Regions from separate parts of the Homo sapiens genome. Here all the other regions are linked to region 2. Evidence: chromatin contacts called from ENCODE Hi-C or POLR2A ChIA-PET data. All regions are on one chromosome and are shown on one strand. The core of a region is the stretch at or near the end of the contact, and the rest is flanking DNA. Distances in the headings are between cores, read along the strand shown. Region 1 overlaps LOC107984195 (a long non-coding RNA gene). Region 2 has its middle 18 kb from the start of KLF6. Region 3 has its middle 110 kb from the start of LINC00702. Region 4 overlaps LINC02669 (long intergenic non-protein coding RNA 2669).

Region 1 (3,303 bases), core at 77-2,576, 260 kb before region 2:
GCCTCAGGGCTGGCAATTGTGACGTGACTCACGATTTTTAAGAGAGCAGTTTTATTAGAAGAGGGATCCAAATGGTAGTAGAATAAAGACTCTCTGGGAAGTAAGAGTCAGGGCTTCACAGCTCAGTCTCTTTCATGAAATTTAATATCAGAGAGAAAAGAAGATTAGGAAGTATCTTTGCAGGGATCTAAAAAATGCCATTACTTTGTATATTATAGGATGCATATATTTTCATATTTTAACAGCTTTGAAAGCAGAATGCATCTTACGATTGATGGCTTTTTTCTACTTTAATTGGCAGCATGTTTGCTTTCTCTGTGGTGCATAATGCCATGGTGCATTTTGTTACTGATATTGCTTTAGATGTCATAAAATATGAGTGGGTCATGAGTGACTAAGCTAAAGAGAGGAAACTCTCTAAGTGGATATGAGGGTGAGAGAGAAGGAAGTGGAAGAGGTTATTTGGAAGGGTGTTATCATTCAGTAAACATTCGTTGAGTGAGAATATTGAAAGGGATAGTGGGAGTGGATTTTTAAATAGAATCGTATGTCCAGAACTAGAATGAGGGAAGCAAGACAAGAGGGGGCTGATGAATGAGGAGGAGCCGGGTGACCTAAAGACTGGCTGCACAGTGAAAAGGAGCAATGTGCTCTGCCAGGGTGAGGACACTGGCAGGGAGAAGGGGCTCAGGCATGTGTCCCAAGAAAAAGGAACTTCTGAGATAGAGAAAGACAGGAGTTACTGGTAAAGGGGAGGGCCAGGGCCTGTCCCTTGAGTGGATTCTAGAAGTGAAACAAAGGTTAAAGTTGTGGGCGTGGAGGAAATTCATAAATTTTGAAGGTAGGGTGCTGGGTGGGCCGTTGACATGCACATAGGTGAGTCATGGCATGAAATATCAGAGGAAACCCGAGTGTCCCCAAAGTCCTCGAGGGCCACAGAAGAGTGACCCAAATGTAGTAACAGTGACAAGCATATGAAGAAATGGTGAATTTTAAAAGTGAGTAAGGAAATGGATTTACAGGAATAAATTCCTAGGCAAGGCAGGGAATAAACTCCTACACAGCAACACCTGTGACCCCCTCCTTGGGCTCCTTCACTCCTCGTGGAAACCCTGCCATTTCCTTTACTGTCTTCAGCTCATGGACAAGAAAACAGGAGCTCAGAGAACCTATGCAACTCATGTCCTATTTGAGGAGTCACTTGGCTTGGAGGCCTCTCCCCCAGAAGCCTGTGTTCTCAGACAGGACTTTGCTACTAAGTCAATTCTGCAATGAGATGGTCTCAGATGAATCAGCTACCAACTGAGAAACAGGAGTCACTCTTGGGGACAGAGGTAATTTCTCAAAAGGGCCTCATCTCCAGGGACTGTGCTCAGCCCACTATCTGCCTGGAGCTGCTGCTATAAACTCAAAGACTGTGCAGGGCAGGATCAGACAGGACAGGGGCCCCTTTTTGCTTTAAGCACTCTGAGTTTGCTTTCTGTGAGCTACATGGATTGGTGCTTGAAGGGAGTAAATATGCATGTCCCCTGCCCCACTCCACCTCTCTCCAGATACCTCCCTGACAGATCCCACTTAACTTGTTTATCAGATACCGGGCAGACACTTGCTGTGAGCATCTCTGAGAGCCCCAGGGCCGCTGGTGGTAGGTGGGGTGCTCTGGGGACAACTGCCCAGAAGAAGGGAGCTGACATCATGGCTGGGAGCATGAATATCTGGGGTCCTTGGTCTACTAAAATATTGAGTAGTATTCATAGTGAACACAAGAAAATGCTAAATGAAGTGGCATTTGTCACAATGATGAAAAGATGGCATAAACCACTGTTGGTGTGTCATCTTAGAAGCAGTGTGCTTGTTTTGCTCATAATCCCAAAACGTTCTGTTCTCTCTGGCAATGAATGTTGTGCATCAGTCAACGTCGTGTTGTCGTGTTTTCCTCTTGATCCAGCGTTCATTGCTCCTTCCATTGTCTCAAACACAAACCACCAGTGAGGTGGGTCTCTTTATTAGTCTTTTTGTAAGAGACAGGGTCTCACTATGTTGCCCTCAAACTCCTGATCTCAAACTCCTGGCTTTGATCCTCCAGCCTTGACCTCCCAAAATGCTGGGGCTACAGGTATGAACTACTGCATCTGATAAGTCTTATTTTCAGAGGCATTAAAGAAAAATGTTTATTAAAGTTCATGTAGTTAGTAAGTAGCAGAATTTGATCTGGATTCTAGGTCTTGAGCTTGAATCTGGGTTTTTCTCAATCCAAAACTCCTAGATCATTAAACAATATCACCTCTCATTAGTTGTAGGCCAGTATTCTTAGCCACATTCCTTTACTCAGTCCAGCAATGTAAATATAGGCGGTCCCATCACCAAAGAAATTAGGGGAAAAAAATAGTATTACTCTATTAATGCTGACTAGGAATATAGGGTGCAATCATCAAAGCTTCCAAAGTTCAAATTAAGGTGATATTAAATAATACAATGTTGCATGCTTAATAAAAATGAAAACTGTTCGTATTTATAGTTCACTAAAACCAGCCTAACTCACACTCGCGTCTCGGGTTTATCCAGGAATCACATTCAGGTGGGAAAGTTTGGGTTAAAGATCCATAAACACAGACTCTGCACTTATGTTATCCTGCTTGAAACATTTTCTTGGGGCTACCTTTTGTCAAATAAACTCATGGTATTTTACACTAAGACTCTGTGTGGCAACTCTACCGTGGTGCTCATGACAGCAGCCTGTGGGCCTGCTCCATGTGCTGTGCGGGGCACGGACCCCAGGACCTTAGTGCTTCCTCAGAGGCCAGCCTGTCCACGGTTGCCACCCTGCATTCTCACTCCTGACATTGCCAGACATGCCGAGGGGCTGGATATCATTCTTTCTTGCATTTGTTCACCAGGCAGCAGAGGAGCTGGGGCCCACAGGAGATGGTCGGAGAGGGAGTAGGTATGAAGTTCTATTTAATCTCACCTTGATAGGAAGTATGATGTCAAGCCGCCATGTCAATGCAGGGGCAGACACTGATGATGAGAAACGAAAGGAGAGGCCACTGAGGGAAAGCCAGAAGGGAGACAGTTTCGCGGCATTCTTTGTCCATTCTGGCTGCTGTAACAAAAGACCAGGACTCTGTAGCTTATGAACAACACACTGTATTCTCAATGGATTCCTTGAGGCTGGGAGTCCAGGATGAAGATGCTGGCAGATTTGATGTCTAGTGACAGCCTATTTCCTGGCTCATAGATGACATCTTCTCCCCATGTCCTCACAGGGTGGAAGGAGTGGGGCATCACTCTGAGGTCTCTTTT
Region 2 (3,052 bases), core at 269-2,768:
GTAAATACATGTTTAATGTTTTTGAAGGGCATAGATTCTAGTGTTTGAATCTGGTTGTAAAACCGTTTATAACACTGAATAGTAGCATTACTGCTATTAACTAAAAATGGATTTTTTTAAACACATTATAATGTACTTTTTAAGGATTTTATTAACTTCAGAAATTTTGTTCATTATGACCAGGGCTGGGCTGAAGTTTGTCTTTGTCTATTAAGCTTTGACATCTACACAGTGCAAATTGATAATCTAAAAAATGTATCTCAGGACAAGTGCTTAAAACACTTAAAGTTTCAGGTATCCACCCAAGGCGATTTGCCTGCTGCATACTGAGAATCTGTTTACAGTTCACGGGCTACTCCAGAACAATGCCTGTGCTGCTGAACAGTGCTGAAAATACATAGAGAAAGATCATTTAAATTCTATGATGAGATATTCACTAGTACACCCACCCAGACTTCAATGATTCAAATAGCAAGGCTTTCCTGTCTCCGTAGTTAGACGTGTGACATTTCTTGCAATCATGGGCTTCCCTAGTGAGATCAGTCTCTGCCTGAGGTACCGTTTATTTTGTAACGGGGTCTCCCACTGCTGGAAACTATTGCAAGACCACGAAAGATCAGAGACCCAGGGAGGTGATGGCTGTGGCCTCTACGCACAGAAGCCACAGAGGCCTCCCTGAGGCTGAGACTGTGTCAGAACCAGGCCCAAACCCACAGCACATCTTCCTTGCCCGCTGGCTTCTCTCTGTAAACACAACTCCCTTTCTGTGGCTCAATTATCTGCAGTATACGCAGCCATTAGAAAGACATGGACTTTTTTTTTGTTTTTCTGCTTTTCCCTCCATAAATCTCAGAATGAATAGTTTCCATCTGTAATTGTTGGTTTTATATTTTTAAATAGTGAACTAAGAAACATAATGTCTCATTATCTCTGAAATGATTCGAGCATTTGCTGCGTGCAACTCTGTCGATAACAGCACAATACAGTCATTTTACTTTGTCTGGGGGAGGGGAGACGCTTCAAGAAAGTTCCTTTTTTTTCCTCTACTAACTCTGTATTGCTAGTTATCTGCTGTTTCCACACTCTGCATAGATCTAATTTAGGTATTTAAAAAAAAAAAAAAGATACTCCAGACATTATCGTGGATTGGCAGTTTAGAAAACACATGTGGCTTCAAGCCTTCTTTGCAGATCTGAAGCAAATTATTTCTGTAAATGTGTGAAAAGTTGACTTTCCTAAAAAATGGCTTGTGGTGCATATGTGCTCAAATCTATTCAGAAAAACCACAGCGCCTGACATTTCTTCTCCATTATTTTCCTTGAGACATGAAGAGTCTTGTATAATTTTAGTTTTTTTTTAATGACAGATTCCGTCAATTTGCTTTTTAGAGTAACGTGTTTTCTTGTGCTCTGTCATGTAAGATTTTACCTGAAAGCACTGAGGAAGCAACTCTCTGCCCTGCCATCTGGTGAGGGCTTCTCGACTCATGAGAGTGACTCGGGATTTCTCACCAGAGGCTGGAGTCACTGTGGGAATGCGTTCATTTCACATACGGCCAGTCGCACCTTCACATTTTCACACTACTATGACAACATGCTACTTTAAAGCACCTTTTTTTTTTTTCTTGGTCAGGCAGTTCTGGGATTTAACTCCTAAGCACATGCTGCATTTGAACAAGATAACCTTTTAAAATAGTGTTATAAATAGCACATCACCAAGCGGATTTTCTTTCAATCGCACGGTATCTGAGGACAGGAAATTCTAGCCAAATGTTTACTGTCTACTCAGTCCCCAAAGTTAATCATTAAAACTAAGACCTGGCATGTTTTTATTAATCTGTTAATCACAACAATACTTTATTTGAAAATAAATCTAAAGCTTTTAGGTTGGCGCAAAAGTATTTGAGGTTTTTGCGTTAAAAGTAATGGCAATTATCAACCTGATAACTCATGCAGGGTATAATTTGCCTTCAGCCAGCTGACAAACTCCAGCATCTCATGAACTAGTGGCCACAGTAGCCACGAGACCCTCTTGGGTATGAACGAGTGTGCTTGTGTTTGTGCCTGTGTGTCTGTGTCTGTGTGTGTTTGTGTCTGTGTGTGTGTGTCTCTGTGTGTCTGTATATATTAGTGTTTGTGTGTGTCTCTGTGTGTGAATGTGTGTGTCTGTGTGTGTCTATGTATATGTGCGAACATGTGTATGTGTGCCTCTGTGTGTATGTGTTAGTGTGTGTATGTGTCTGTGTGTCTCTGTGTGGGTAAGTTTGTGTGTGTTGTGTCTTTTGTGTGTGTTGTGTCTGTGTATGTGTGTGAATATATATGTGTGTGCCCGTGTGTATGTGTCAGTGTGTGTATGTGTCTGTGTGTCTCTGTGTAAGTCTGTGTATGATGTGTGTGTTGTGTCTGTTGTGTGTGTCGTGCCTATGTATGTGTATGAACGTGTGTATGTGTGCCTCTCTGTGTATGTGTTAGTGTGTGTATGTGTCTGTGTGTCTCTAAGTTTGTGTGTGTCTGTGTATGTGTGTGAACATGTATATGTGTGCCTCTGTGTGTGTCAGGGTGTGTATGTGTCTGTGTGTGTCTCTGTGTGTTTGTGTGTGTTGTGTCTGTTGTGGGTCTGTGTGAGTATGTGTCTCCACTCCCAACCAAGACGTTTTCTAGGGGAGGGGGAACCAAGCCGAGAAGTCTGTGAAGATAGTCTATGTTTGAGACCAGGTGGGAAGAACAAGTGCCGAGTCAAAAGGAGGGGTTGAGCGGAACTTCGGGGACACAATCCAGCTCACTGTCCCCCACCCAAGACCAGGAAGTCACCGCTGTTGAGAGGGACATTTTGGTAGATCCCCAGGACTTGTGGGCAACTCAAGGACAATATGTGACCCGGTGGATGGATAACCCAGTAGAGATGGACATGTAGAAAACAGAACCAAACCAAGTGCCCGTCCTCCAAGTATTCGCCCCAGCTCTTCACCCTCATGGCACCCAAGGGAAGAAAAACCCACCGCTGTCAGCAGGTGACACCACCACCCAGTTTCACATCTGCAGGACCTTCCAGA
Region 3 (2,865 bases), core at 211-2,710, 330 kb before region 2:
GAGATGAGTACCCAATAAAGGTATTTGTCTTTATTGATCACTTGAAAACATTTAACTCACTTCTGTCCACCTGGTCTCAAAATTTAGCACACCACTCTAACTGATATGCCATGAAGACTGGTCACAGACAAAAGTGGGACTGTGTTTTGTTGATTTCCAAAGCCATTCGCCAGGAGCGCGGCCCCAGGAGCATTTTTCTCATCATGTGAATGCCACCGTTGTCAATCCACTCCATCCACAGGCAGACAGCAGCACAGCCAAGGTCAGGTGCAATGTGAGGGGGTCCCCACAGGGGTGATATCTACACATGACCGGACCTTTCATTAGAGGAATGAAGAAATTAGAAGACACTCAAAACTTAGAAGGACTTAGAAGTAATTTTATTGAGGCTGAAACAAAAATATCCTACAATTCTAAAAACAGTAAACTAGATGACATATTTTTCTGTTGCTTTTGAACAGAAAATGGGCTACTGTGTCAAAGAAAGTACAAGATTATTAGTGTCACCAAAACACAGAAGTGGAGAAGCATTTATCATTATTGGGTGTGTGCGTGTTGGTGAAGTTTGTGTGCACGTGTGTCTGTCTCACACAATCTGCATGTGTCTGTGTTGGTGTGTCTCTGTGTATGCCTGTGTCTCTGTGTATCTGCTTGTGCCTGTGTTGGTGTGTCTGTGTGTGTGTGTGCCTGTGTCTCTGTGTATCTCCTTGTATCTGTGTTGGTGTCTGTGCGTGTGTGTGTGTGTCTCTGTATCTGCTTGTGTCTATGTTGGTGTGTGTATATGTGCCTGTGTCTCTGTGTGTCTGTGTTGGTGTGTGTCTATGTGTGTGTGTCTGTGTCTCTGCATCTGCTTGTGTCTGTGTTGGTGTGTGTGTGTGTGTCTGTGTCTCTGTGCATCTCCTTGTGTGTGTGTGTGTGTCTGTGTCTGTGTTTCTGCTTGTGTCTGTGTTGGTGTATGTCTGTGTCTGTGCCTCTGTCTCTATCTCCATGTGTGTCTGCGAGTGTGTCTGTGTGTCCTCTATCTCTGTGTTGTCTCGCTGTATATGTCTGTGAGTGTGTGTGTGTCATCTGTATCTCTGTGTTGTCTCGCTGTGTGTGTCTGTGAGTGTCTGTGTTAGTGGGTGTGCTCAATTTGATACAAGTCATTTTATTTTGTGAAGATGTAAGTACTTCACTTTTCCTTTCCCAGTATCTGCAAATTTCAACTGAGATCTAATTTTATTGCTCAAAGTGAAACTGTTCTGACTAATATCTGATGCTTGATGTTAGCTATTCTCATTCTTGGAATTATTTAAAATTCCACTGAAAGTACAAACTTAAACTGAGATTTTTTTTTTTTTTTTTTTTTTTTTTTGAGGAACTCAAACATGCAGAATTGAGATCTGAAATCTGCTGGCTGGTGCAGATTATAGCCTAAGATAGGAAGTTGGGGTTTTGGTTGCTTTAATGGAGAGGAAATGACTCATGTCAATGCTAGTATGTAATAAAGCTCCTAAATTTAGCTTTCCTTTTAGTGTAAAACCTAATATTGATATAGTAATGTGAAACTTTATTTTACTAAACTACAATTTTCTTGCTGCCTCTTCCATCTGCCAGTCAATTATTACATCTTTCATTAAGATCATGTTAAGACATATTTAGTGTACATAAAAATGTCTTGAAAATCCCAGTTGACTTCACAGTACACGCTAACTTTGGAAGCGTTGTGCAACCAACTAAGTCCAAACAAAGGGCCCTGTGTCTATTTGAATTTTGAGACAAAACACAAAGTTCTCGGGGATTAGTATCATGATTAAATATATCCCTTGACACTTACAGAAAGTGTATATATGTTTACAGACAAAAGGTGTTTCAAAAGTAGAATTACTGTTATCGTTCCCATTTCTTATTGTTATTATTTGCCAGGATGTCATAAGGTACAGTAATAGGGGATGAAAACAAATCTTCGTGTAAAAATCATAACTTTGTACTCTTACTGGAAACTGGGGGAAAAAATGAAAGAGTCCAGGTAGGGATTTATAGAGAGAGCATTTACAAATTCTTTATGGATTTTCACTAAATGTTTACTAACTGCTCTGGACACGTATGCTGAGGTCTCTTCACAACAGTGCACCTGAGAAACACAAAGATTAAGAAAATAAGAGACCATTTTTATGTCAGAGCTTTTTTGCTCTTTGTAGTAATTTAGACGACCCAACCACAACCACAGGAGACTCCAGCAGGAACTACGTAGAATGAGGCAAAGGTGCTCTCTCTTTGAGGAAGGAAGGAAGGGGTTGGTTTTATGCCTCATGGGGTCTTATTACACAATAGACTCACACATGGTCTGCAAGTTTGGGGGAAAAGCTATACATATTTAAGAGGAGAGTGGAACGCATGTGCAATGGGTGAATGTGTATGTAACATACATCCCGTGTTCACTTTGGGGCAGGGTTTCAGCATTAAAATGAGGTGGGATTAGCCCTTTATGTCAACAGATGAACTGCAGGAAACAAAAACAGTTTGTGCACAGCCTCTATAAGCTGCTGAAGCTGCCTTCAAGTCTGCCATTGTTTATCAGAAAAGAATGTTTGTAAAGCTATCAGAATGGTAGTGGTCTGGGTTGCAAATCAGAGCTTTGAGGGGTCTGATAGCAACCATTGTGAGGGAGCTTAGCGAGTGTGGTTTGTTTTGTACCTGTGTAAATTTGGAAATTTGCCACACCAGCCAGGCTCTGAACCTTTGAGACATAGGTAACTCCGTTCCCTTTAGCTTAGGGTCCATGTTTGTCGATATAGGGGTGTCTATTTCGATCTCTCATATCACAGACATGATGATATTGTGGCAGCTGTACCACATCCCTGCCACAGAAGCAGCTGTTCTATC
Region 4 (3,184 bases), core at 135-2,634, 350 kb after region 2:
GCACCTGTAATCCCAGATACTCGGGAGGCTGAGGCACGAGAATCGCTTGAACCTGGGAGGCGGAGGTTGCAGTGAGCCAAGATAGTGCCACTGCACTCCAGCCTGGGCAACAGAGTGAGACTCTGTCTCAAAAAAGTAAAAATAAAATAAAATAAAACAACCGCTGGAAGGCCTGGTGCTGTGAGTGGCACCGTCGTTGCAAGGACCACACTTGGGCCTGTTTCTGCCGCTTGGTCATGAGACAGAACAGAATCCATTGGGGATGTTATGGAGAAGGACAACGTGGCTAAACTGAAGGAAGAATTTTCTCTTTTTTTCTTTTTCTTTCTTTCTTTTTTTTTTTTTTTTTTAGAGACGGAGTTTCTCTCCTATAGCCCAGGCTGGAGTGCAATGGCATGATCTCGGCTCACTGCAACCTCTGCCTCCCGGGTTCAAGAGATTCTTCCGCCTCAGCCTCCCAAGTAGCTGGGATTATGGGTGCCCGCCACCACGCCCTGCTAATTTTTGTATCTTTAATAAAGACAGGGTTTCACTATGTTGGTCAGGCTGATCTTGAACTCCTGACCTCATGACCTGCCCGCCTCGGCCTCCCAAAGTGCTGATATTACAGGCATGAGCCACCAAGCCCAGCTGAATTTTCTATTAACCCTGACTGAGCAGCAATAAATAGGCCACCAGTAATAGAGAACATCAGGTTAGCTGAATGGACAGCTGTCAGCAGCAGAAAGAAGGTTTTTAATTGAGGAGGAAGTTAAATTACATTCACTTAAAGGTTACATTCAGTTCTGATATTTTGATGCATGTTTTACAAAATATTGTATTCTACGGCAAGAGTTATTGCTCTCTACACTTTCCTTGGGAGGAATTACATCATGGTCCACTGTCCCCAAGAAAAACCCTTGAGGAGATACAGGCTTCAGAGTTCTTCTTTTCTTTTTCAATCTTCAAAATATGGTATATTCACCATATTTTTCCACAGGACCCTAAGCAGGGCTAGAGCAGTCATCTATTTGTAAAATACGTTAATACTTCTGTACTAATTGTATACATATTCAGAATAAAGGACTTAGAAAGCTTGTCATCAATATTGTATAAATCTGCTCACTTTTTGCTGCCATATGTATTTTGGTGTCAGTTCTACAAATATGACTTTGTTTTCAGACTTTTCCTGATTTTAGAATTTGCACATGAGAAATCATATCTTAGATTTTAGAATCAGCCATTACCAAGGTTTAACTCTGGCCCCATCTGCTAAAAGACATGTCCTTGAGCAAACGATTTCATCAGTTTCTCTTTAGCATGTTACGATGGGGGTTAGAAAAGGCTGAGCGGCATGTCCCTGTGTGATAGTACATTCCAAACCTATGACTGGAAATAAAAAGCGTTGTATTTTCACTGAGGTCAGAGAAAAACATCAGAGCTTACTAGAAGATGCGTGCCCTCCTTCCTAGAGTAAAAGCTCTTTGAAGTAGCATTTGTATGTTTTTGTGTTTGCAGCCAGTACTCTATACTCTAATTTTCTAAAATTAAATTGAATTACAGTGAGGAAAGAGAAATTCGGTGAAGAGATGAAAAGACTCCTGAGTCATTCTGAAGGCTTCTCTGGAAGGAAGCCCTAGAATTCACTTTTGCAGTGCTTTCAGAAGAGGATGAAATCAGCCCCTTCCAGCCTCAATCGTCCTGCCCCACAGAAGGCCTTGGGGATAATAGCCCTGAGGTCCCTTCTTTTCCTGTATTCTTAAGAATTCACAGTTCTTTTTGGAGAGGAAGATGGCAAATTAATAATAATAATGATAGTAATGTAACAATAATAATAAAACAAAGACCTACCTTAGAGTTGTCAATTAAACAGTACCAATATATAGCTCAGGTAGTTTGTGTTTGATAAGATGATTCACTTTGCACCAGGTTTGAGAATATCCTGTTGTACTTCTTTGCAAATTCTTTTCTGAAACAGGATGTTTTCATTGTCTTACAATTGCTGCTATAGAAAAGAAAGGCCCTGATTTGAAATAGGCTGGTAACCCCTACTGGGAGAAAGCAGTAGTCCCTGTGTCAAAGCCTTTCCTCAAAACGAAAGTCATGTTGCTTTTGGGATGAATTCCGGGGGCTGAAGGCCTGCTGTAGCTCCCTGTAAATCAGACTTCCTGGCTAGATTAAGCACTCAACAATGCTGAACAGACCGCAAATGTTATTGCAAGCAAAATCCTATTTTAATCTGCCCTCCTGACTCTTGGAATGTTAAATTCAACTGCAACTTGGAAAGTTCCATCCCTTTGATCTCCCATCGAAGTGGGCTTATTTTTGAAGTAAAAGCTGCTTACTTTGGGATTTGACGTCTTTAAAAGTACTTTTTTTAAGTCAAATACGTTAAGCATCCTCTCTGATTCATGAAAAGGCAGTTTTTCTTTCCCTTGGGATGCTGTATTTATATGAAGGCATGGGAGGCAGGGAAGAACAATGTGGAATGTGTGAGTTTGTAAGATGTTCACATTCCCAAAATAAATGGGATCTGCTGCTTTAAGGGTAGTAGGCAGTGTGGGTAGGTGCCCGGTGCAATTGACCTCCTTGCTAGAAAATCACAGATCATTAGCACTGGCAGTGACTCTGTTATGTTTACAACCCATTGCAAAACAGCAGTGAAAACAAAGCAGTGTGGGTGAAACACAGAATCTATCATCTATCACGCTTTGCCTAGTAAAGCTCTGTAAGTGCTGGCATCTTTGCTGAGAACCCAGACAAGCCCTCTTCTGTTTGGGCATAGGATAGTTCTGACCTAGAAATGACCACCTAGAAACAGGCAGAACCAGAACATGGTATTTAGAGGAAAGAGGAGGAGGGAGGAGGAATCGGCTTAGCAATGACCCACAAGTATTCAAAGGGTGTCCTACACAATGCTGTGTGGCACCCTTGGCCAGACTGCAGGTGCCTTCAAGCTGAAGGCTTTATCAAGATAGATGGACAGGTTCTTCAGGCCCAGTGGAGCTTTACAGGGAGGTGCAGGGAGGAAGAGAAGTTCTGAGATCCTGCTGCAACCTGCCCACCACTCTTCATTCCTGCCGATCATGGGTAGTTAGGGTATGTGACCATGCCCTCCATTCAACCTTGTAAGATTAAGCTCTTTCTCTACAATGTGACTCAACTCATAAGTGACCTTCTATGGAAATGAATTCACTTTGCAGCA

What was found. Hi-C counts contacts between places; a loop is a spot of excess contacts on that map. ChIA-PET counts read pairs that join two places held with the same protein, here RNA polymerase II (POLR2A). Pooled maps may share reads with other maps.
Region 1: a loop to region 2 is called in a map of chondrocyte, with 2.0 times the contacts of the local background. The contact joins two enhancer-like sites. A Hi-C loop is called at or near these places in 5 of 168 maps with a recorded cell type or tissue (ascending aorta, chondrocyte, heart left ventricle and 1 more) and 10 of 50 pooled maps. POLR2A ChIA-PET finds 5 or more read pairs at or near these places in 2 of 52 experiments (activated naive CD8-positive, alpha-beta T cell and naive thymus-derived CD4-positive, alpha-beta T cell).
Region 3: a loop to region 2 is called in a map of endothelial cell of umbilical vein, with 10 times the contacts of the local background. The contact joins two enhancer-like sites. A Hi-C loop is called at or near these places in 2 of 168 maps with a recorded cell type or tissue (endothelial cell of umbilical vein and naive thymus-derived CD4-positive, alpha-beta T cell), 18 of 37 single-sample maps with no recorded cell type and 18 of 50 pooled maps. POLR2A ChIA-PET finds 5 or more read pairs at or near these places in 9 of 52 experiments (CD8-positive, alpha-beta memory T cell, HepG2, MCF 10A and 6 more).
Region 4: a map of naive thymus-derived CD4-positive, alpha-beta T cell shows a loop between it and region 2 (6-fold over the local background). The contact joins two enhancer-like sites. A Hi-C loop is called at or near these places in 2 of 168 maps with a recorded cell type or tissue (endothelial cell of umbilical vein and naive thymus-derived CD4-positive, alpha-beta T cell) and 8 of 50 pooled maps. POLR2A ChIA-PET finds 5 or more read pairs at or near these places in 4 of 52 experiments (HEK293, MCF 10A, RWPE1 and 1 more).

Annotation. Positions count from the first base shown.
Region 1 is chr10:4,065,179-4,068,481 of GRCh38, reverse strand. The region is part of intron 4 of LOC107984195 (a long non-coding RNA gene); the gene reads right to left. Among named protein-coding and RNA genes, the nearest start is that of MIR6078, 76 kb to the right of the region's middle. Within about 2 kb of position 1,326, at least 6 of the 41 ENCODE cell types and tissues checked have a DNase peak (open chromatin) inside an H3K27ac peak, as active enhancers do.
Region 2 is chr10:3,802,042-3,805,093 of GRCh38, reverse strand. No RefSeq gene overlaps it. Among named protein-coding and RNA genes, the nearest start is that of KLF6, 18 kb to the right of the region's middle. RefSeq lists enhancers at 954-1,265, 1,362-1,673 and a cis regulatory region at 1,427-1,594. Within about 2 kb of position 1,518, at least 10 of the 41 ENCODE cell types and tissues checked have a DNase peak (open chromatin) inside an H3K27ac peak, as active enhancers do.
Region 3 is chr10:4,130,311-4,133,175 of GRCh38, reverse strand. No RefSeq gene overlaps it. Among named protein-coding and RNA genes, the nearest start is that of LINC00702, 110 kb to the left of the region's middle. Within about 2 kb of position 1,460, at least 8 of the 41 ENCODE cell types and tissues checked have a DNase peak (open chromatin) inside an H3K27ac peak, as active enhancers do.
Region 4 is chr10:3,451,336-3,454,519 of GRCh38, reverse strand. All of the region lies in intron 3 of LINC02669 (long intergenic non-protein coding RNA 2669), which reads left to right. All of the region lies in intron 1 of LOC105376360 (a long non-coding RNA gene), which reads right to left. It overlaps LOC124902538 (a long non-coding RNA gene), which reads right to left. Exons shown (of 2, transcript XR_007062362.1): 1 at 1,831-3,184. Among named protein-coding and RNA genes, the nearest start is that of LINC02669, 50 kb to the left of the region's middle. RefSeq lists an enhancer at 1,621-2,258. Within about 2 kb of position 1,384, at least 4 of the 41 ENCODE cell types and tissues checked have a DNase peak (open chromatin) inside an H3K27ac peak, as active enhancers do.